2 separate regions of the Homo sapiens genome follow, and region 2 is linked to region 1. A link is a loop called in an ENCODE intact Hi-C map of the cell type or tissue named here. Cell type or tissue: CD4-positive, alpha-beta T cell. All regions are shown on one strand. Links, peaks and the distances in the headings refer to the core of each region. The heading gives the core; the rest is flanking DNA. Region 1 has its middle 49 kb from the start of MIR7159. Region 2 overlaps LINC01016 (long intergenic non-protein coding RNA 1016).

The links. Hi-C counts contacts between places; a loop is a spot of excess contacts. Peaks named below come from ENCODE experiments on the same cell type or tissue, not always from the same donor. Only the 100,000 strongest peaks of a DNase experiment are listed, where the experiment ranks them.
Region 2: it touches region 1 in a loop (1.9-fold over the local background); 2 of 110 quality-filtered maps call a loop at or near these places.

The regions. Positions count from the first base shown.
Region 1 is chr6:33,942,031-33,955,168 of GRCh38, forward strand. No RefSeq gene overlaps it. Among named protein-coding and RNA genes, the nearest start is that of MIR7159, 49 kb to the left of the region's middle. RefSeq lists an enhancer at 12,398-12,898. In CD4-positive, alpha-beta T cell, for the core only: no CTCF peak of the experiment used is centred there; no DNase peak of the experiment used is centred there.
Region 2 is chr6:33,879,493-33,890,065 of GRCh38, forward strand. It overlaps LINC01016 (long intergenic non-protein coding RNA 1016), which reads right to left. Exons shown (of 3, transcript NR_038989.1): 3 at 10,019-10,573. It also overlaps a transcript of LOC105375027 not described here. Among named protein-coding and RNA genes, the nearest start is that of LINC01016, 12 kb to the right of the region's middle. In CD4-positive, alpha-beta T cell, for the core only: no CTCF peak of the experiment used is centred there; a DNase peak (open chromatin) is centred at 7,529.

The DNA of each region.
Region 1 (13,138 bases), core at 2,469-10,468:
ATTATAGCAGAAGTGCTGCTGTTACAATGGGATTTCTAATCTTAGAGTGGGTGGGAGGAGCTTTAGTGGCCTAGCCCAGGTTAAGTAACTATGTGAAAATAGTGGTCATGGCCATCCCCTAAAAAGGAGGCAGGGAATGGGTTCTAAGGGAATCACTCCGAAAGCAGTGATCCCTGGGTATGGGTAATTGATCAAGACATCCCTTGATCAGTGAAGGGATGAAATGAGCAAGTAGCCCATTGAGGTCTTGATTCTATAACCAAAATCTTCCAGGTTTGGTGAATGAAGGGCTTGCTTGAGTACCTGTAACTGAGATGGAATTCCCAGTCCAGGGTTGGTTCAGACCCAGAGCTTCTCAAATGCAGGGGCAGACAGGGCCTTTGAGCTAGAACCTGTTATAGCAGCACACACGGGACATGATAAATCTTCCGTGAGCTTCCTCCAAACACAGCTGCTGCCCTTTACCTGGGTTACTAAGTTGACATGGTTTGGATATTTGTCCTCTCCAAATCTCATGTTGAAATTTCATCCCCAATGTTGGAGGTAGGATCTCGGGAGAGGTGTTTGGGTCATGGAAGTGGACCCCTCATGAAGGTCTTGGTGCCGTCTTCATGGTGAGTGCTTTCTTACTCTATTAGTTCCCAAGAGAACTGATCGTTAAAAGAGCCTGGCACCTCTCTTCCCTCTCTCTGGCTTCCTGACCTGTGATCTCTGCAGCTGGCTCCCCTTTGCCTTCTGTCATACGCAGAAGCTTCCTGAAGCCCTAACCAGGAGCAGATGCTGGCGTCATGCTTCTTCTACAGCCTGTAGAATCATGAGACAAATAAACCTCTTTTCTTTATAAATTACCCAGCCTCGGGTATTCCTTTATAGCAACACAAATGAACTAAGACATGATCACAGGAGGAATGGGTGATTAGGGGATTATCTGAGCTAGCTCTAACTCCTGGGAACAGGAATGCCACTGTGGTCTCTAGGGCAGACTGGCACTTTGGGAGCTCAGGGATAACTGTTCCCACCTGAATCTTCCCTACAGTAGGTCAGTGGGACTTCAACCCCCTCCAGCAATGACTTCTCAAGTTCCTGAAAGGAAATAGAGGTCTTTATAGGAGAGAAAACCCACATCAGCTTCTTGATCAGAAGACTAAGGCCTTAGTGATAGGAAGGGCCAGGAGGAAGTCGCTTGAGCTCCTTCTACCCATGAATACAGTAAACCAAAAGCAACACTGCAACCCCAGGGGACTGCGAGGCTGAGTGTCACCACCCAACACCAGAAAGATGTAGTTGGGACAATACTGACGATATCTCCTTTCTATCCCAGATTGGCTAGTGTCAAAAATAGCCAGGTTTTAGCAAACAGCAGTGGCATGTTGTACACTTAATTGGGTGGCCACTCCATTTGCAGTTGCTGTTCCAGATGTGGGCTCCTTGGTAGAGCAAATTAATTCAGCCCTGTGCTTGGCATTCAGTTGCTGATCTGGAAAATGGAATGTACTCCACCTGACAAACAGAAAACACTTGAAGCAGTTTGCTTGCCCCTGGCAGAGAGAGGAACAGAATGGTACAGCTCTGCCTCAGGAAATTCTGGCTTTCTGGTTCTTCCCACAGCCTGGACCAGCTCCTCATCCCAACGGGCATCATCCTGCCAATGGGCCCGTACTTTGTATTGATCGCACAACACTAATAGTGTCCAACTGGAAGGAAGTCACAGGTGTCCTCGATGTCTTGTTAAGATGCACATGTGACAGAGACTGGGCTGTGACTCAGGCCCTGGCACCTCAGAGAGGATCCTGCAGGTGCAGTGGTCTGAGACATGTTGGAAAGTTCTCTTCAAATGAAGAACTTAAAAGGAGGCACAATGCTCCATGACTTCTTTGGATTTTGAAGGCAGCCTTAAGATCAATTCTTTTTACCAACTTAAAAGGGGTTTCTAAACAACCTGAAAACATCCAGCTTTGAGTGGGGCCCCAAGCAAAGCCAGGCTCTACAGGGGGTCTCAGCTGTGGCCCAGGACCCTTTGTCCTCAGCCTTTCCTAGTGGTGGTGTTTAATGTCCAGGGTGGGGCACAATGCTGTTTGGAGTTCACCAGAGACAAGCCCCCAGTCGCAAATTCCCAGTGGAGTCTCTGGAGCTTCTGAATGAGTAACTCTTCTTTGAGGAAACGGGTCTCACCATGGGCTGTAGGGAGACTGAATGCCTGACCCTGAGTCACGAAGCAGCCGACAGTCTGAGATGTCCATCATGAATCAGATGCCATCATCGATCCGAAGCCCTGCATGGGAAGTGCCCAGCAGCCCTCTGCCATCAGTAACCTTGCCTGTTGCCCTGTGTCGGGGCCCCTTCTTTCTGATCCACATGGGTGTTACCCTCAATACTGGAGCAGAGACCGGCATTGTCAGGAAGGAATATTTCAATTGCAAGTAACAGAAAATACTGCCTTAAACAGTAGACAGGATGTATTGGCTGGCATGTTTTTGTTGTTGTTGTTGTTGTTTTTAATGCAAAGTTAAACTGCTTCAGGTGAGGCTGGCTCCAGCAACCCAGTGGTGTCACTGGAGACCCTACTCCCATCTATCTTCTCTGTCTTCCATGGCGTCAGCATTATCCTAACACTGCCCGCTCCGCCCGCTGATGGCTGTCAGCATTCGTGGAGCTACAGGCATATGCTCCCTCCTTCCAGTCCAGCGGCAGCGAGCACAGCTCTGCCGGTAAAGCTCCGAAAAACAAAGGGGCTCCTTTCCCCCGGAGTCCCCCAACACCAATTTCCTTGTGTCTCATTGGCTTGAATGGGTCCTGTCCCCAATTTGGACCAAATCCTGTGACTGAGGAGCTTCCTTGATTGGCTGCAAATACCCAGGCCCCGCTCCTGGGCTGAGGAGAGCCAATCCTATCCAAACAGTGTGACCAAGAATGGGGGAGGAGCTTCACTGCCGTAAAGTGGGGGCCGGGACGCTGGGCCTCCAGAACCGCAGGCTTCACACAGGGGGAAGGGGCGCTGAGGGGAATCAGATTTGCCCCTCCCCACAAACTTACAGAATAATAGTCCCATATCTCAGCTTGAATCTTATAAACGCTCAGAGTCCAACCACATTCACGGGATTGTTCCCTCTTTAGGGCCTCTGTGAGGGATGAGGAGGGGAAGGGAGCCGTGGCCCGCCCGTGCAGGGCAGTGGGGAAACCCAAGTGCTTCACCCCCAGCTCTGTTTCTCCTGGATTCCCAGAGCAGATACCCTTCCCAACCGTAGGGATCGGCTTGCCCACACCCCCGGTCTGGTGGGCACCAGGGTGGACAGATGTCTATTCCTCCTAACAGGGCTGGGAAGGAGTCCTCCGGTCCTGGGAAAACACAGACCCTTCCTCAGGCTCCCCGGTTGACGACTTTTCACCCTATTGGCTTTCGAAAAGTTACACCACTTTTCTGACAATTCCCCCTCCCACCTTCTTTTTCATTATAAAAACATTTTCACCCCAAAACCCACGAATTAAATAAATTTATCTCTTGGTATCCACAAGGGATTGGTTCCAGGACCCCTGAGGATTCCAGACTCCAAGGATACCCAAGTCTCTGATATAAAATGGCATATGGCAGGGCGAGGTGACTCATGCCTGTAATCCCAGCACTTTTGGAGGCCAAGGCGGGTGGATCACCTGAGGTCAGGAGTTCAAGACCAGCCTGGGCAACATGGCGAAACCCCATCTCTACTGAAAATACAAAAATTAGCCGGGTGTGGTGGTGGGCGCCTGTAATCCCAGCTACTTGGGAGGCTGAGGCACAAGAATCCCTTGAATCTGGGAGGCAGAGGTTGCAGTGAGCCAAGATGCCACCATTGCACTCCAACCTGGGCAATAGAGCAAGACTCAGTCTCAAAAAAATAAAAAATAAAAATAAAATGGCATAGTATTCGCACATAACCTATGCACATCCTCCCGTATGCTTTAATTCGTCCCTAGATTACTTATAATACCTAATACAATTGTTGTTATATGTGTTACGTAGGAAATAATGGCAGGGGAAAAAAGACTGCACATGGTCAGTACAGACACAAGCATCCAAGCCTCACTGCACCTTCAATGGGCAATTGGCAAACCGCAGATGGATGCAGGGCCTGCGGGTGAGGAATCTGCAGGTGCATATTTCAATTGCAAGTAACAGAAAATACTGCCTTAAACAGTAGAGAGGATTTATTGGCTCACATGATTTTTAAAAATACAAAGTTAAACTGCTCCCAGTGAGGCTGGTTTCACCTGGAGGCTGGCATGACACTTCCAGAGAAAAGTCCTAATTGCCACTTGTTTAGTGCGCTCTACGGTGTCTCGGCAGAGGTTAACACACGGAATACATCTGAATTGCGTTCCAAGTTTGGACAGGCCAAACTGCCTTGCTTTATCAGGCACCGAGCCGGAGATGCGAGCAGTGACTTCCAGGGCTCCTCAGGCTGCTGCCTGCACGGCCATTTCCACCTGTTTGGTGGAAGTGCTCTCTGTTAAGCCTTGGTTTTGCCCTGGAGTTACGCTTCTCTGTTCTCTGTTTTTCAATGCAAGATAACCATGACCCCCAACAGCTCCTGCCTGAAAGCAGATCCTCAGAGACACTGAACCCTTTCCCCTCCTATCTTGACATCAGGCACCACCCACTCCTTTCCCAAGAAAGAGAAACCCTCATCACATTACATTTTAGTTACAAACTGTGGTGCTTAATCTCATATTGCTACTTATTACTTATATAAACTTGTTTTCCATGTTCAGTTGCTGTTTTTCTATCTGTGAGAAATTAGATGCCTTGACATTAGTTAGCAACCACAGTAATTTTTTCTCTAAAATTAATGAAAATATGTCTTCATTTAATGGCTTTTCATTTAGGGGCAGGGTTTTTAGAAATCAGTAGAAGTCCTTGAATGAGGGATGAGTATCCTCATCCTGGACTTCCTGAGCTTTACCTCTGCCTGCACCTGAAGCTTGTGACCAAGGGCTTTGAGTTTGCTGAGGCCTCTTGGGAAGGCCAGAGCCGTTCCCAGTGGGGCCCAACAAGGCAGGGTGAGGCAAGCTCTCTGGACCCATCTACTCTCAGGAGGTCCCCAAGATGACAGCTGGATTGGCATCACTCTCTGCAGGAGACAGGACTCACGGCCTCTCTTGCTCAGAGGCAGCCATGCACCAGGCTTTTCCCATGTTCCCAGCCTCCCCTGTTGGGGCGTTCTGCACAGTTCCTCCAGATCACAGCACCCTGCCTGCCTCAGGATGACAGAGTCCATCCCAAACCAGCATGCTTTTAGGATGAGGCCCTGGCAGCTGGGCTGTGAGTGGACGGAGAGAGGGCAGGCCTGCAGGTTGGGAGAGACTGTGAGGGCGCTCACACTGAATTACAGCAGCCCAAGGTGGCAGGAAGTGAAGGACACAGAACTGTAAGGGGTGTCCCTGAGGGGACTGGGCTGGGAGGAGAGGGCAGTGGGCTACAGGGGTGGGGCAGATGAGTTTGGTTTTGGATGTGGCACGTGGGCTGTGTGTGGGCTCTCCCAGCAGACATGTCCAGCGGGTAGCTGAGCATAGCACATAGCTGCAGGGTCCAGAGGGAGGTCTGGGCAGAGACAGAGGAGGCCGGGAGCTGGGGGGAAGCCAGCAAGGGTAATGGAGCCGACAGCGCAGGGCTCACTGGAGAGGGCAGGCCTATTCTCTGCATTTTCATGCACTCCTTTCACTAGCTTCTTCCTTTGGGGTTTCAATGTGTCTCCATCTCAGAGTTTCTTTTACTTAAATCCAAATATCCGCAGAGGGGTGACATTCTAAGCTTTCGTATTAATCAAATTTTACAGAACTATACTCAAATTAAACAAAGAAAAATAAAACGATGGGGGTGGATGTATTGGCCCAGGTCAATACAAAGTTTGGAGCTCCAGATACGGCTGGGTCCCGCTGCTCAAGCCTTGTCAACAGGACTGTTCCGACTCCTCTGTGAGCTGGCTTCACATATGGGGGCAGGGATGGCCCCTGGCAACCCCAGGTGTTCACTCTACTAGCTAGAAAACTCTCACAGAAAGAGGGCACCTCTCCAAAACCCTGACATTAATGAATTTGTGAGGCTGGGGCCAGGAGTCCACCTGGAGCCAGGAGTGAGATCAGCCCTGCTCAATCCACGTGGTCTCAGAAGAGTAGGGAGATCCCCCAGTCAAAAGCCGGGAACTGTGACCTGAGGTGAGGTCTGGGATGGAGGCCATCGTGGGGCCACTAAGAAAAAAAGGGCCTAGCTTGCTGAGGGCTGCACAGGGCAGAGCTGTGGTGCCATCCCTGGGAGACTTTACCTGGACTTTTACATGAGAGAGAAATCCAGTTTCATCTTGTTTAACTCATTCAGAGTTCACACCTGTTGCTCCCAGTCCAGCCTAATCCTATTGAACTCAAGCTCTGTGGGGGCACAATAAGAAGGGTCTGGGGGCAATGGGGCACTGGGGCTTTTCTGAGAAGGGGGTATTGGAGCTCCAAAGCCTGAGGCCAGCCCTAAGGGACACAGCTTCCCCCACCTTCTTACCTCCCCCTCACACCTGCACACAGACCACTCCATCAGGATCCTGTATCTGGAGGGGACCCCAGAGAGCATCACTCGCTCCCTTGGCAAACAGGTACTGTGCACCTGCTCCACACAGGCCTTGCGGACATGAGGCTAATGAGACATGGCCCCTCAGAAGTTCCATGTAGAGGGGACGATGAGAGGCAGGGAGAGCTGCAGTGTGCAGGGTGTGAAGGAAAGTCAGAGAACTGGGTCCTGGAGGCCAAGCGGGATTTGCCAGATAGGAGAGAGTGTTCTAGACGGGGGAAAGGCAAAGATGAGTATGGGAGAGCGGCACGTTCAGGGAACAGCAAGGAATTCCCCGTGACTGGAGTGTGGGGGGCCTGGTGCAGGAAGACGGGGAGCAGGGCCAGGCCCCCAGGGTCTTGCATGCCTACAGATGATGCTCAGCTTCCAATGGAGGCCACTGGGGGATTCTGCAGGTGGGAGGCTATGAGGTCAGATTTAGGATCCCAGCTTGACAGACAAGGAAACAGGAGTTTAAAGTCAGGAAGCCTGGGGCCTGGCCCCTCATTTGTCAGAGGTTCTCAGTACACCAGCCGGCTGGCCCCACGCTGCTCTCTGGGTGGGTGCCTCTCAGAGAGATGCCCCTCAACCTCTCCTCTGTTCTTCCTCCCAGGTGCCTGCCTCAGCCTCTACGCAGATGTGCAGTAATGTTCCCACTTTGCTGGAGCTACAGGAGGTCACCAGAGGAGCTAGAGCCGAGAAAGGGAGACGGTGGCCTCCTGGGGGCAGTCCCATTTTGGGGAAAGGCCTCACCCAGGGGTCAGTGTTGGTTCCCAACCTGCTTGGGTGCCAGGGTAACATGGGTGAGCTGTGGAACCTGCTCTGTCAGCTCCTCTGTGGTGTTAGACCCCAGGACTTTGGCTTGGGACTTGGGAATAAATAAAGCTCAGTCCCTGCCCCCAGGGAGCTTACCACCAGGAGGACAAGTCAGGTCTGCAGACAATTATGATGCAGAAGGAGCTTGGTGGCCATAGCCATTTCTTGGTACAAATATATAGTCACATTGATGAGTAAACCCTCCTGTCGGAATCTGAAAGCCCTCATCTGCTCATGGAGTCCCTCAGCTTCTCACAATCCCTTCACCATCTGGCCCTTGCCTCTCATCAGGTCCAAACCCAATCTAACAGCTGAACAGGAAACAGACCCCATCCTGTATCCACTACTGTCCCACCCACTGTCTTCACTGACCCCTCCCCACAAAGAAAAACCAAATAGGGCCTTGCAGGATGAATGGGAAACATTTGGGTGGGCAGGAGGCAGCACGGGAGCAGCCAGGGGTGGGGTGGCAAAGGCCCGGCTGTGGCTGGAGCTCAGGTGTGTGTTACAGGAGGTGATGGGAACACTGGGAACAGTGGAGAGTTGGTGGAGAGGCGGAGCCCACTCAGCTGTGGCAGGGACTTCAATGTAGTCTGAGATGCTAGTGATGGGGAGCCACTGGCTATTCTTCAGGACAAGGGGCCTGGGCCCTCCTACCAGCACCCAGCAGGCCAGAGCTTCCCGCCGCAGCCCCTCGAACCCGAGGCCATACCTGCAGCTCCAACCCTGCCTGTTGCAAGCTCTCCTGGCTGCCCTGTCTCCAAGCCCAGCAACAGCTCCTCCAGTAACTGCCAGAGTGTGGGTGTGTCAGAGCCTTCTGGGGGTGGTTCTTCACCTACAGACAGAGTCAGGGAGCTTCAGGTGCCTTCGCAGATGGAGTGGGCACTATGCAATATGTTAGGACTCTTCTCGAGGGTGTAGGTTTGCACGGACAACAGAACCTCCCCTCACTCCCTTCCCTGCATCCCAAAAAGAGAGTCCTTGTCCCTCTGGCCCCCACAGCACCCTGTAGAGGCCTCTGTCATTGTCCTCTAGGGTCTGGGTCCCCTGATAAACTGCAGTTTCCTCAGCACCAGGCACATAGTAGGTGCTCAAGAAACGCCTATTAAGTGAGTGAGTGAGTGTGGTCAGGACGGCACAGGAGGTGAGTCTGTGGGTCTGTATGCCTGTGTGTGAGTGTGTGTGTGTGTGTGTGTGTGTGTGTGTGTGCAATGCCTGTCATAGCCTGGCCTGCATCTTACCTCACCCAGGGAAGTTCCTGGCAGGGCCAGGAGGAGGGGCTGGGTTTTCTTTCCTGCTCATTTGCATGACAGGTGTTGGCAGTTTATCTAACTGTGATAATGAAGAGGATGGGGGGTGCTAATTCCTTCTTGCTTTATTGAATCCACCAATTCTTCACAGCCTCAGGGCCCTGAGAGGGGGTGATTAAAAGACACTTCAGCATGCTGGTTATTGCCAATTAACAGACTCCAATATAAACAATTAATAAAGCCACAGTGGGAGGTGAGAGGGAGGGATTCAACCCCCTTGCCTCCACGAGTTCAAGCAGTTCCAGGGCCCCTGGGCCCAGCCACACCCAGATGGCCCTGCCCTGGAGGCTGGTGGTTAGGGCTGATGAATGCCTGAGAGGTGATATGAAGATGCCAGGGAGGAGAGTGCTGGTGAGGGCCACTTGGCCTCAGACTGGGGGAGGTGGGGGCTGCAAGCCCACCCCTGCCGAGTCGCCAATGAGGACACACCCAGGGGAGGGCAGGAACTTGCCCAAGGCCCCTGGGCCGACCAAGACAGTGCTCTTTGGACCATGTGTTCCATGCCCCTTGGGCCGGGCAGTGGCCCACCCTGATGGGTCTCCTCACCCGTCTAAGGTAAGGAGCTATCTCCAGTCACTGGCCTCTTAGGATGAGCCATGTGACTCCATTTCCCTTGCCAGGTTGCCCTCCTCACCTGCCGTGGTCCCTGTAACTTGACTTCTCATGCAGGAGAGGGGCCCACCTGCCTGGGGGCAGCATTGCCTGTTAAGGGCAAGTCTCAGGGGTTGCAGCATGAGCTACCGAAAGGCACCGCTCTGAGCCACTGGGGCCACTCATGGCACAAGCCAATCTCATGAAATCCTCAAACCCTCAGACCGACCTCAGCGGGAAGCAGGATTACAGGTGGGAAAACACTCATGCCTCAAGGGTCTAAGGAACTCACTTCCACAACCCAAGTCACTCTTAGGAGCAGGTGGTGCAGGTGCCACGGGCCGCACGTGCTCTGGGCCAGGCGCCCCCAAGCTTGTGCTACAAAGGGCCGAATAGCACGTGACTGAGCTCTGCCAACCACACCGCCTGCATCACAGCCGCCTAATCTGCGCATGCAGGGCGAATGCAGCCAGAGACAATACGTAACAAATGTGCGGCTGTGTCCCAAGAAAACTTTATTTATGGATGCCGAAATTTGAAATTCATATAATTTCACGTCACAAAATATTATTCTTATCTTGATTCATTTTCACCCATTTAAAGATGTAAACCCATTCTTAGCTCTCAGACCATATAAAAATACGTAGTGGCCCCGATTTGACCCATGGGCCATAGTTTGCCAATCTCTGATCTAGGCCTTAGCACTTTGGGATGTCTTGGGCATTCTAAAGGGAACTTCCTTGGGATATGACTCCTCAGGGGAGGGAGGACTGGGAGCTGAACTCCGTCCAGCTCAAAAAATGGGGGTGCCAGACCCTGTTCCACCAGAGAACCAAATGGCCACAAAGCATGGCCCATAAGGGACAGAGAGCCAGGCTGAGGGGCAGGTGTGGGTGGGTGCGAGCAGAGAGACAGACAAGGGGGGACCACTGGCTGCCCCACGACCCACTTGTGTTGGGGCAGGACAAGGACGACCACCCAAAATGGTGCTGAGCCTCAGCACCTGGACCTGGGACAGTTTCCTGCTCTTATATGGGACCATGGACATGTCTGATATTCTGGAACTTCAAAGCAAATCAAAGAGAAGGGACTCAGAGGGAGCTCAGAAATTGTCTTTCTCTCCTCACCCCTATTCACCTCTTTCATTCAATCAACAAACATTTTTTGAGAATCTGCTAAAGGCGGCTTATTTTTCAGTTTGAGACAAAGCCTCCTGGTCTTGCAGCTGCCTTTGGAAATGCTCCTGGAGGAAAAAGGTTGTGTTTGGGGTTGCCAAGGACATTCTCGAGTCACCCAGGAAGTGAGAGTAACTAGAGGACATCCCAGGTCCACAGAGCAGATAAGTAAATTTCTTGAGGGAATTCCTGTGTTTTTGCAAAGAAAGTCATGTAGCGAAGCCAATACTGTGTTCGAGGCAGCAGGAAGGTTTCCTGGAAGCCTTGGTGTAAAAGACAATAATGACAGATGTGAAAGAGTGCAGTGGCTTTGAAAAGTCAGGAAGTGAGCTTGCCATCTGGTCCCTGTTGGGTGCTCCATAGCTGTCCCTCCTCCTGCCTCAGCTTCCACAGGGCACCTCTCAGGCTGGGGGCAGGTAGCGGAACCAGAGCTCCATTGTCACAGCAGGGACCAGCTGCCCAGAGCCAGCCGCTGGTCCAGGGTTGGAGCAGGACACGTGCCTCTCCTTTCCTCATCCTGCACCTTCGACCCATCAGAAATCCTGCTGGCTCTATCTTTAAAATGTGTCTCATTGTGGTTTTGATGTGCATTTTCCCCATGATTGGTGATGTTGAGCATGATTTCATATACCCGTTGGTCATTTGGATGTCTTCTTTTAAGAAATGTCTATTCAGGTCTTTTGCCTATCAAAACCACAAAGAGATATTACCTTACTCCTGTGAGAACGGCTATTATCAAAAAGACAAAAGATAACAAGTGTTGGCAAGGATGTGGAGAAAAGGAAACCCTAGCACACTGTTGGTGGAAATGTAAATTAGAACAGCCATTATGGAAAGCAGTATGGAGGTTCCTCAACGTATTAAAAATAGAACTACCATATGATCCAGCAATCTCACTACTGGGAACGTACCCAGAGGAAATAAAATCAGCATGCTGAAAAAATATCTGCACTCAAATATTTATTGCAGCACTATTCACAATAGCCAAGACATGGAATCAAACTAAATGTCCTTCATCAGATGAACTGATACAGAAAATTGGTACATACACACTGTGGAGTACTATTCAGCCATAAAAAAGAAGGAAATCTTGTCATTGTGACAGCATGGATGAACCTGGAGAACACTATGTTAAGTGGAATAAACCAGGCACAGAAAGACACGTGATTCTCATGTGTGGAATCTAAAAAGTCATTCTCATAGACATAGAAAGTGGAGTTTGGTTACCAGAGGCTGGGGTGACCTGGGGGAGAGGGAATGGGAGGAGGCTGATCAAAGGATATATAATTACCGTTAGATAAGAGGGGGGAACGTCCAGAATCGGGCAAACGTACAAAGACAGAAAGTATTCAATGATCAGTGATTGCCTGCGGCCAGAGGATGTGAGGGAGAGGAAAGGTTTCAGGGTTGGGGTGGGGAGTAGAAATTGGGAATGACCGCTGATGGTTGTGGGGTTTCTTTCTGATGAAAATGCCCTAAATTTGATTGTGGTGATGCTTGCACTCTGCAAACATACTAAAAACCATTGGATTATACACTTTAAATGGGTGAATTGTAGGCTATGTGATTTATATCTCAATAAAGCCATTTTTTAAAAAGTTCCTCGAATCTGGCTGGGCACGGTGGCTCACGCCTGTAATCCCAGCACTTTAGGAGGCCAAGGTGGGTGGATCACGAGGTCAGGAGATCAAGACCATCCTGACCAACATGTTGAAACCCCATCTCTACCAAAACACACAAAAAAATTAGCCAGGCGTGGTGGTGCGTGCCTATAGTCCCAGCTACTCAGGAGGCTGAGGCAGGGGAATCACTTGAACCTGGGAGGCGGAGGTTGCAGTGAGCTGAGATCGTGCCACCGCACTCCAGCCTGGGGACAGAGCAAGATTCCATCTCAAAAAAAAAAGTGCCCAAAATCTGACCACTTTGCTGCACTGCTGCCATCCTAGCTGGGGCCTGGAGGACAGCAATCACCCCTCACTGGTCCCCTGCCTCCGCCTTTGCCCCACAGGCTGTCCTCTAGGGAGGGACCCTCTGAGATCATCAATCAGACCACATCCCTGCTCTGGTCTCCATGGTCCCAAGGCTGTCATTCCTAGCCTGAATCCACAATTTTAGCATGGCCAGACATTCTGTAAACTCCCAGCCACCACCCTCTCCCCATTCACACGTGCCTGCCATGCTGGCCTCCTCACCTCCCTCCACTGGTTACTCCTCCCCCAGCGCCATGGCCTCCCTCTCTCACTTCCTGTTCAGGGACTGGCCCCTTCCCTGCCCTCCTCTTCCTTTGTCTTCCCCACATCTACACCCCTTGGAGCAGTGGTAGTACCTGGGGTCTGTGGATCCCCTACAGATCCCTGGATAGAATTCCGGGGGCCTGGGAATGTGGACAGGGAAGAATCACATCATTATTTTCACTCCTCTTTATTTGAACGTAGCACCTGTTTCCATTGCATGCATTAGCAACAAACCACAGAGGTGGTCCCAGAATCTGGGACTTTGTCACCCATAGAAAGTGCAGATCGTTTCAATGATATTATAATTGCAGCAGAAAACTTGAAGTCTCACTCATGCTCAACCCTACTTTGAGATGATGTGGTTTTAGATAGCCCCACTACGCAATTTCATTCTTTTAGTGCATTAATAAAGAAGCACATATATTGCTCCAGTACCATTTTTTC
Region 2 (10,573 bases), core at 2,574-10,573, 62 kb before region 1:
AACCTCTTCCCAGGTTATGTGTGTGAAAGTACCAGGCTACCAGATGGCGTTGAGTCCGAATTAAGGTGGTGTCTCATTGCATTTCACATCATGACCAAGCAATGTCTTACCACCCCACAAAAAGCCAACTGAGGCTTCCTTGAGTGGAAAGACCACAGTGTTGAGGGCAGGGGCTCTGTGAGCAGGTACCTAGAGCTAGAAGTCAAAACAAGGAAATGTTTCGAGGGAGGAAGGCAAGTTAAATGTCAGGCCTCTGAGCCCAAGTTAAGCCATCATCATATGCCCTGTGATTTGCACGTATACATCCAGATGGCCTGAAGCAACTGAAGATCCACAAAAGAAGTGAAAATAGCCTGTTACCGCCTTAACTGATGACATTCCACCACTGTGATTTGTTCCTGCCCCACCCTAACTGATCAATTGACTTTGTGACAATACACCCTCCCCACCCTTGAGAAGGTACTTTGTAATATACTCCCCGACCCTTAGGAAGGTGCTTGGTAATATTCTCCCCACCCTTGAGAATATACTTTGTAAGATCCACCCCCTGCCCACAAAAAATTGCTCCTAACTCCACCACCTATTCCAAACCTAGAAGAACTAATGAAAATCCCATCATCCTTTGCTGACTCTTTTCGGACTCAGCCCAACTGCACCCAGGTGATTAAAAAGCTTTATTGCTCACACAAAGCCTGTTTGGTGGTCTCTTCACAGGGAGGCGCATGACATTAAAGACAAGGAAGCTGCCCTCTTTTGTGTGCCCCTACCCTCTCCTACCCTCTCCCCTACCCTCTCTCCCCTACCCTCTCCCCTACCCTCACTCTCCCCTACCCTCAGCCTGAATCTGCCTTTGGTTAAATGCCTGATGGAATTTTGCAAAAATGAGAGATTTGCTCGGATCACCCCAAATTCCACTGGGTGGAGGATGGGCGGGGAGCTCCAGCAGTGAGAGCGTGGCAATGGAACTGCTTTGTCGAGCTGAGACAAGCATGTCTCTTCTGGACAGCAGATGGGCCCTCTTTGTGAGCCTGTCGCTGCAGACCCGTCTGGGTCCCTGTAAAAAGTAAAGGTTCCTCTATCAAACACTTTCCTCCCCGTCTAATTAGGAATAAATAGTAACTTCTCTTAGAAGCAAAATTTATTCAAAGACCTGTGCTAACATTCTTAAATATCTGCTAGCCGTAATAAAGAAATCAATATACTTTATGTTCTTAGCTCCCACAATTTAGCCTAAATATTTGTCCTGGGTTGCTTATACTGGTCCAAGCAAGCATTAGGTCATAGCCTGTTCCTCTTCCTTATTTGAAGGTGTTTTTACCTTTCTCAGCATTACACAAGTTACTTCCTCCTTCCTTTATTCTCCTCTACCTTTGCCTCTTTTAAAAAGTTCTCAGTTGCTAGCCAATCAGGACAAATACAGAACGTGAGGTCCCGTTCCAGCCAGTGGAAACCGGATACAGCAGTAGGGTGGACGCGTCAGGTTATGAATGACCCTGTCTCCTTCGTTCGGTGTACTCGTGGCAAAACTGCTGGCGAGTGTACCCTTCCTCCAGGAAGTAAAAATGGCCTTGCTAAATAAATTTATGTTCAAGTACGATTTCTTTACGGCACCGGAAAACAAGCATTTCAAACAATTCAGCTGCTAAGGGGAGAACTATGCTCTCAAGATCACACTCAGCTAAAAACCTCACAGGTCCTCAGGTAGTGGCAACAAGGCATCCTAGCTCACATTGATTCCTTTGGCAGTTTACAGGTTTTAATACACATTCCCATGTTATTTTGAGTCTCTTAACCATGGACGAAGAGTAAGGAGAAAAAAGCTTCCCTATGCAGGTGGGAAGACTGATCTGCATCCACTCAAAAGTGAAGTGGAGTAAAACGATTCCAGGCCAGTCCGTCTCCATGCCACACGAGGCCCCGTGCCCCAGGGCATCCATGGGAGGCCACAGCTGTTGATCATAGTTCTTCCCTTTGCCCACTTTTGTCTTTACAAGTAATCATTTCTCTGTTTCCCATCAACATCTCTGTCCCAGGCAGAGATGTCACCCTTCCCCACCCTAGGCCAGACTTGAGGCTGCTGTCCCTGGCACCCCCTGCAGAGCCTGCCCCTCTGGCCCCCCCACTGAGCAAGTGAGTGTGTTCAGCAGAAATGTTCCTCAGCTAGCAGAGATCAATACATCAATAGAAACATCAGCCTGAACATAAACAGAGGGAGGTTGAGGGGAACAGGGGCAGGGGATAAATGCATTCTGCAAAGAGAAAAGCCAGACAGCCCCATCGGGATCTGTGCTCCTGGGAGCGTCTCACCTGCATTGTTAAAGAAGGGAGAGAGACTCATTACTTCAGGCCCTGCTAATTAAGAATCACCATCATGGGAGGCTGAGGCAGGAGAATTGCTTGAACCCAGGAGGCAGAGGTTGCAGTGAGCCGAGATAGCACCACTGCACTCCAGCTAGGGTGACAGAGTGTGAGACTCCGTCTCAAAGAAAAAAAAAGAACTGCCTTCAGATTGGCCTAGGCTGAATTCTGCCTTCATTCTAGGACTGGCGAGCTGGCTCACCTGAAGGCAGCCTTTTCTATCTTGGCCTTACAGGAGCATTGTGGGTGGGATTCCTAGCCATTCCTTTCTTGGGGCTCCATAAGTACTGGGAGTGGGAGCCCCCTGAGCCAAGCATGGTGCCTTTGAGCTACAAACACCTGGCAAGTGCAGGACGAACTGCCGTGGCCGGACTCTGAGCAGCTTAGATATGCAGCAGCCAACTAGCGAAGAAGCGGAAGTGTAACTTGGATTCCAGTGAAGAATGAAAGGCCCCTAAGCAAGGGCAGCAGTCCAACTATCCATGTCGACACAAGTGATGGGAACTAACTCTGGCTTCACTCAGCCTCAGTAAACCTCCAAAGGCACCGTTCTGGAGGGCCATCAGCCTGGCGCCCACAGCCAGCATGGGGAGCACCTGGATGAGGTCTCCTTTGCAGAACTTTGGGGAGGAGGGTGGAGAAGAATGCTTAGCAGGATGCCAGCACCCTCTGGCAGGGGCTCCAGGATGCTCAGTTCTGGGCTCTGGGCCACAGAAACTTCTATCCTTTCCTTTAGCGAATTTGGGAGAATACGCCCAGACCAAGACCAAGAAGCAGTTTGCAGGTTTAGTTTAGTTTAGTTTAGTTTAGTTTTGTTTTGTTTTGTTTGACACGGAGTCTCGCTCTGTAGCCCAGGCTGGAGTGCAATGGCTCAATTTCAGCTCACTGCAACCTCTGCCACCTGGGTTCAAGTGATTCTCCTGCCTCAGCCTCCTGAGTAGCTGGGATTATAGGCATGCACCACCATGCCCGGCTAATTTTTGTATTTTTAGTAGAGACAGGGTTTCACCATGTTGGCCAGGCTGGTCTGTAACTCCTGACCTCAGGTGATCTGCCCGCCTCGGCCTCCCAAAGTGTTAGGATTACAGGCATGAGCCACCGCGCCTGGCCAGCAGTTTGCCAGTTTCTATGGCACAGCTACCCTGAAGAGGTGCAGATCATCAAGTCTGGGTGGATTCTCTGTCACACATTCTTTGATAGTGTTTTTAAAAAGGAATTGGGATTCGAATTGGCGGTGGCTTCTAGTTTGCGGTTCAAGTTTGACCGCTGCCGGCCAGCGTCCTCTGGCCATGGACACCCCGGAAAATGTCCTTCATATGAATATCAACCACTTTTACTTGCTGTGAGTCAAAGAAAACTGAAAATGGTGGAAGTTTTATTAAAGAAAAACACAAATGTAAATGCAATTGATTATCTTAGCAGATCAGCCCTCATACTTGCTGTTAATCTTGGAGAAAAAGATATAGTCGTTCTTCTTCTGCAGCACAATACTGATGTGTTTTCTCGAGATGCATATGGAAAGACTGCAGAAGATTATGCAATTGAGGCTAAGAATAAAATTTTCAAGAAATACAGGATCAACTTACAGCAACTATAAGATGTACTATGGAGACGGAAGGCCATGCACAAAAATACAATGTGAAGCAGCACACAAAATAAGGCTTGAAGTAGAAAATGCCGTGATAAGAAAAACTATTAAAAAGCAAGATGACCAAATTGAGCGGCTTGAGAAAATCCTGCAATGTTCAAGTTTGCTGCAGCAGGTATTGCAAGAAAATGGAACTACAGAAGTAGATGAAGCTTCTTCTGAATTTAAATCTGGATCCTTGCAGGGGTCCCCAGCCTGCAAACCATGGACAGGTCCATGACCTATTAGGAACCAGGCTGCACAGCAAGAGGTGAGTGGCAGGCAAGCGAGTGAAGCTTCGTCTGTATTTCCAGCCACTCCCCGTTGCTCACATTATCACCTGAGCTCTGCCTCCTGTCAGATCAGCAAAGGCATTAGATTCTCATAGGAGTGAAAATCCTATTGTGAAATGCATGTTCAAGGGATCTAGGTCACATGCTCCTTATGAGACTCTAATGCCTGATGATATGTCATTGTCTCCTATCTCTTCACGATGGGACCATCTAGTTGCAGAAAAACAAGCTCAGGACTCCCATTGATTCTACATTATGATGACTTGTGTAATTATTTCATTATGTATTACAATGTAGTAATAATAGAAATAAAGTGCACAATAGATGTAAAAAAAAAAAAAGGAATTGGAAGGAGCAGACAGACCTGCTTAGCATTGTTAGGGTTTGTTCATCATGGCAGGTCTTTTCCAAATAGGCCACCACGTTGCTGATTTTCATTCCTCTGGGAAGTTCTCCAGAGTCCAAATTCTTGCGTCAATTACTTCAAAACTCAGTTTTATACCTGTTACTTCACTTATGTCAAACCACTCAAGGAATAGTGGCGTTGTTGGGGCCAGGAGGTGTTGCGGAGCAAGAGAGAGGAAGGAGAAGCAGTTTTTGGGGACTGGCTGGGTGGGGTTGGACACCCAAGAGTTCAGAATTTGGGCATTTGGGGAGCAAGGGGAGGCCATCCCCTAAGATCCTGGTGGTGGCATCCACGCCCCTGAAAAATCACTTTTGAAATCTGTGCTCTAGCTTAACAAAGAATTCTCCTCTCAAGTATCAAGTGACCCAAGGGGTACTCTGGGTTAAATAAAAGGGAACAGCCAGCAGAAACTGTCCTAAGAAGAACCTGGGGTTCTTGGGGCAGATTAGGAAATTAATACCAAAGAGAGGCTTAGGGCAGCTGCTGCCCAGCCTAGTAACCAGAAGTGGTCTTCTGGGTCTTGAGGTCTTCAGACCGGTAAGTCAGCGTCCGGTGAACAGCCTCAATTAGAGACCATAGCTCTCAGGCCTTCTGCTGAGGATGCCTGAGGTCTTTGCTGACACCTGTTCTTGAAAAGCATGGAGATCAGGACAGTTTGAGCTTCAGGTAGATGAGCAGAGAGCAGAACAGGGCTCTGAGCTGGGTGGCCTCCTCCTTCCTCTGAGGAATCATGGGGAGAGGATGATTAAAAAGAAAGGATGTCTGTGGGGGTAGGGAGTGGGCTTGGGAATATTCGGGATCAGTGACCCTCGGGTCCTCTACCTTGGCCTGATGTGGAGTTGCATTTGCTTTCCCTGAGTTTCAGGCTTGTACACAGGGAGGGGTATGTGAACAAGCAAGCCCTGATGTGCTGAGGACACGATGGCGGTAGCAGGCCTGGGGACTCGCCATAAATAGCCCCAAGATGCATCAGGAATGGGATGGGGCTGTTGGTAACCTCCTTGCTCAGCTAATGATAGTTATAGCACCCTACAACTCAGGGGCACTTGATTTATTTACCAGGTCCTTCCATACCCATTAACTCATGGGAACTTTCCAAGGGTACTATAAAATGGACAAGTAGAGGTGACTGGGTCTCAAGAGAGGTGACTCACATGATGAGTCAGTGGTAGGACTGGCACTGGACTCCACCCCAGAGCTCTCAGCTCTGGCCCTCTTCCCTCCTACTCCACCATACTACAGAGGGACAGTCCCATAGGAAGACCCCCAGGTCAACCCAAGAAACAGCCACACGAATGTGAGGGTGTCCAGAGCCGCTCTGCTTCCAGGCACCTCCCTCCTCATTCAGACACCTTCTAAACCCAGCTTGGAAGGATGCCCTCTCACCAGTTGCTGCATGCCCTCACTTTTGAACTTTGTAGATTGGGAGCTTGAGGGCACACACCACCCCCCCTGCACAGGACGAGAGGTCGACAGGTACAGGCAGCTAGGAGCAATTCACACCCACCAGTAAGTGGGGAAGAGGCTGGCTTAGCCCTTTGGGATACCTGGCCAGGCCTTGTGGAGACCCAGCTGGGCTCCTCAGAGCAGGGACAGCCCATGGGCTCCATAAACTTCAGTGACTCATGGGTGACCACCCTGATAGGGCCAGGGAGAGGCAGAGAGGTAGCCTGCCCTAATCACTGCCTGAAGGCTCTGACATCAGAGAGGTTTGCTGGCCTCCCTCTCAAGTTGGCTCACTCCACCTTGAGGCTCTTTAGGCTCTTTGTGGGTGCCCTTTGTCCTGGACCTGGGCTCCAGCCTTTGGGGCTTCGTGGATGGGAGGAGTGTAGAAGTAGGGGAACAGCCTACACTTAATATCTTAAATTTCAAAGTCTTCTGCTCCTAGCAAGGCTCATGGGGCAGGTTTGAGAAAGACTTTGATCTTGAAATAGGTTGTTGGGTCGTCCTGAGTCCAGGTCTGGGGTTTGTCAGGTCTTGGGTCTTTGATTTGCTGTGAGTGATTTTCAGTACCCTTATGTCTTCATAAAAGGCCCTTCCCAAAATTAGCCAGGTGTGGTGGCACACACCTGTAGTCCCAGCTATTCAGGAGGCTGAGGCAGGGGAATTACTTGAACCTGGGAGGCGGAGGTTGCAGTGAGCCAAGATGGTACCACTGCACTCCAGCTTAACGACAGAGCAAGCCTCCGTCTCTTAAAAAAAAAAAAAAACGAAGTCCCCTCCCAGAGTTTCTGTAAGGATCAAATGAGATAATGGGTGGGAATGTGCCTCACCATCTATATGGTGTTGCACAATGGAAATGGATTTTATCGTAAGGGTTTTGGGGCCCTGTGGGCAGGTGCTTTTGCAGAGGAGAACCAGTATACCAAGGGCTGTCAAGACAGCCTTACTTTCTCACCTTGATGTGGGGGACAGAGGGCTTTCCAAATTTTAGGGGCTGCCAGGCTGGACAGGGAAATGCTCAGCATGGTTAAAGATCCACAGAGTAGAGGGAAATGAACCTTCACTAGCTGTTCAGCGTCCCAGGCCTTTTTACTGCTCATCATAAATTACCATCCTGTTTTATTTTCGTTTTATAGCCTCTTCCAGTCTGTTTCTGGTGATTCACTCTCTGCTCTGGGCCAACTATGTTAGAAATGGTTTCCTGGTCTTTCTCTTTCTCTGTCGACACCTCAGATGGCTGGCGACTGACCCAGCAGCTGGGGAGCTTCCATCAGCACCCGTTGGATGAAGAAACATCAGAGCTGACAGCTGAAAGGTGACAGCAAAGAATCGAGATACGTAGTGTCTGCCCTCTAGCAGCTTCCACCAGAGGAGGGAGGGAACCGGAAACCTCACATTTGCACAGGCTTGCAGACCCAGCTTCTGAAGAGGAGTCACTACTTCCTGGGACCTGCGCCTCCAATTCAGGCAGCTCTCAGGAGGTGATGACACGTTCTTCAGCGTAGTTGGCTCTCTCTTGATGTGGTTGGTCCAACCTTTCAGTATTTAGAAGTGTTAGGGAGACCTCCAAGATCCTTTCCATTGTCAATATCTTGTGGTTCTGCCATTGTGAGAAGGAAGGGCCCTGCCTGGGGGTTGGGAGGCTCTCGTTCTAGTCCCAGTTCTACTACCAGTGAGTGGCCCTGGGCAAGTCTCTTTCTCTCACCAGGCAACAGTTTCTTCTTCTGTAAAGTCAAAAGGCCAAAGCAGGTCACCCAAATGCCTTCTGGTTTTGCCATTCTACAAGCGGTTACCTCATCTGCACAAAACATGCAAGTATTTGTTTGGACACTGACAGATTCCCACAACAAATTAACATCCTGTCAAGTGTCTTTAATGAAATGCTCGTTTTTCAAATGAAAGCAATGGGTTAGGGAAGATTTGAATGATGTTTGCGAGCCTTTGATATAACATTTTTATTGAGATTTTTTGTGTGTCCCGATTGAGGAGAAAGCAACATAATGGCAAAGTTGTCTCTCCTGTCATTTTTCTAATAGAAGAGAATTTTTGTTCAACACAATTTTTAGCGTGAATTGTCAATTACCATTCTCCCAGATCTGTTTGGCAGCATGACCTTGGTTGTGGCCTGTTTTGTGGACACGAGGAGATAAAAGATAAAGTAGCATGTGCTTAGTTTGTGATGAATAGAAGGACACAGGTGGGGACTGGCCTTACAGCACTCACAGTGGCTGAGCTGGGGGTCTGGAGGGAGGGAAAGGGGTCTGCCTTTGCCATGCCAAATATAAGATTGCAGCAGGCCACTTACTCAAAAATATTGTGAAAAGAGTAATGCAGGATGCGGGGCTAGAAGAGAGACAGGGTGGGCATCATTCACGCTGGAAGGTATTGGGGTGAAGGCAGAAGAGGAGGAGAGGGGATGCAGGATGGGGTAAGGGCAATCCCTCTCTGGGCCTCACGCTCCTGATCTGTAAAATAAGGAGTTTGGACTAGACAGGTTCTCTGCTTCACCTGTCTAGCTGGCTCAGAGTGGAGAACAAGGAAGAGGGGCAAGGGAAGAGGAGACCCAGGATGCATCAGAATGGGAGATCCTGGCTTGGCGGCACCCCGGAGAGCTTGGAGAGCATCCCCAACGATAGGGATTGAGGCACAATCTGCTCTCAAACTTGTTGAGAAACTGATTGATACGGAAACACTGCTCTCTGGGGTTTACTTATAAAAAGTAACTCCCCACCCTGCCCCCCGAGAAAGGTGCAACTTCCAGGGTGAGTCACAGAGCCGGTGAGGATCCTCCACACTCCGGGGTGTGACACCGCAGACAAGCAAATGCCAGTATCATTCTTCTCGGGGCAATGTTAAAAGTCTGTTCAACTACATTCAAATTCCCATTTCAAGTGTAGGCTCCAAAATCACATACCAAAGTGTAACCCTTTATGGCTCCATCCCCCGGAAGAAATACACAAAATTCATAATTGTGCATGCGTGTGCGTGTTTAACATCAGCGGACACTAAGAAACAATAGGCTTTTCATTATCTTCCTTTTTTTTTTGTTTTTGTTCTTATTCTTTAAAAGGATTATATGCCAGAGAGTGCAATGGCAGAAGGCAGAAGAGGAGATACAGAACAAGAAGATGGTGGGAGACATTTTGCAATTTATCAAGATATGAGTACAGTTCCCTCTTTGCAAATGCCCAAAGCGCCCTACATTGAGCTTCTTAAATTACGAAGTAATGTTCTTAATGGCTACCCTGAGGCAAGGCTATATCTAGAAGAGCAATTTTTAATCATTAATGTAAAATTATCCTGCTCAGATGATTCCAGTGATTCGAGCCAGGAGTTTGAACGGCCCCAGATGTGCAGCTTCTAGACAGCACATCTGAGGTGGGGTGGCGGGGCCGGGAGAAAGATGGGACTTATGTTTCAGAAGAGGCCTGCCTTGGCAAAGCCTTGCCCCGGGAATATGTCTTTACTCAGCCCCAACTTAGGAGGTGGGTCCCCTGTTGCTGTGCCGAGGGCTGGTTGCCTGAGTGTTGTCCATACGCCACTGCAAACTTATGGAAAAGTCTGATTCTGCTATTTAGACTTCCTCCCCTTTCAGCAACCTACCTCGACTTGGCCCTTCTGGGTTTTGGCAGAGAATAATCTATTATAATCAAAAACACTGTATGATGAATAATACCATCTTTCATTTGTGTAGCACCTCATCCATTCCCAAAGTGCATATATATTTTATTAGACACAGTTAATTCTAGATAAAATAAGTAGCTCACTAAGTCAGTAAGTCCCATTTCCTGACAATTCTGGAAGAAAAGTTCGGTTCTCTTAGCTAGTGGAGGGTCTGAGAGAATCCCTTTAAAATGACTAGATAAAAGAATAAACTGAGGTCTGGAAGAATGAACTTGCAAATATACCATTTAATGTAAATGAAATGTTTAAAATAAAATTCAACGTAGTGTGTCAGGCACTGAGCCTGCTATAAGGAATAGAAAATAGAAGAGTCCCAGCTCCTGAGGGGCACATGGTTTAGTTGGGGTAGGGGGGTGGTGGTTGGACTATACTCAAATTCACTCAACACAAATCAGAGATTACACTAAACCAATGTTCCACTGGTCCAGATCCACTAATTCTTTCCCTGTACCTCACAGCACCAGACCTCTGTGCGAAACCCCCCGGTTCCTGAGCTTCCCTGTTGCACATGGCTTGCCCCCCAATGAAATCCACGGGGCCTTGTACTTAAAGTCCCAGACCACCCTAGTCTCTGCCTACCCTCCTCCAACCCACCACTCCTTTGTACGGCAGGCCTCAAGGATTCAGTCTTTCTCCTTTTCTTTGGGAGAGATCTGGGCTCCCCTCCTGTCCCCTGCTTCCTTGCTGTTTTAAGGCTTTTAACTGCAGAAAAATTAAAGAGTCAACCAAAGTAGAAACATCTAGAAATGACAAGATGCTGTT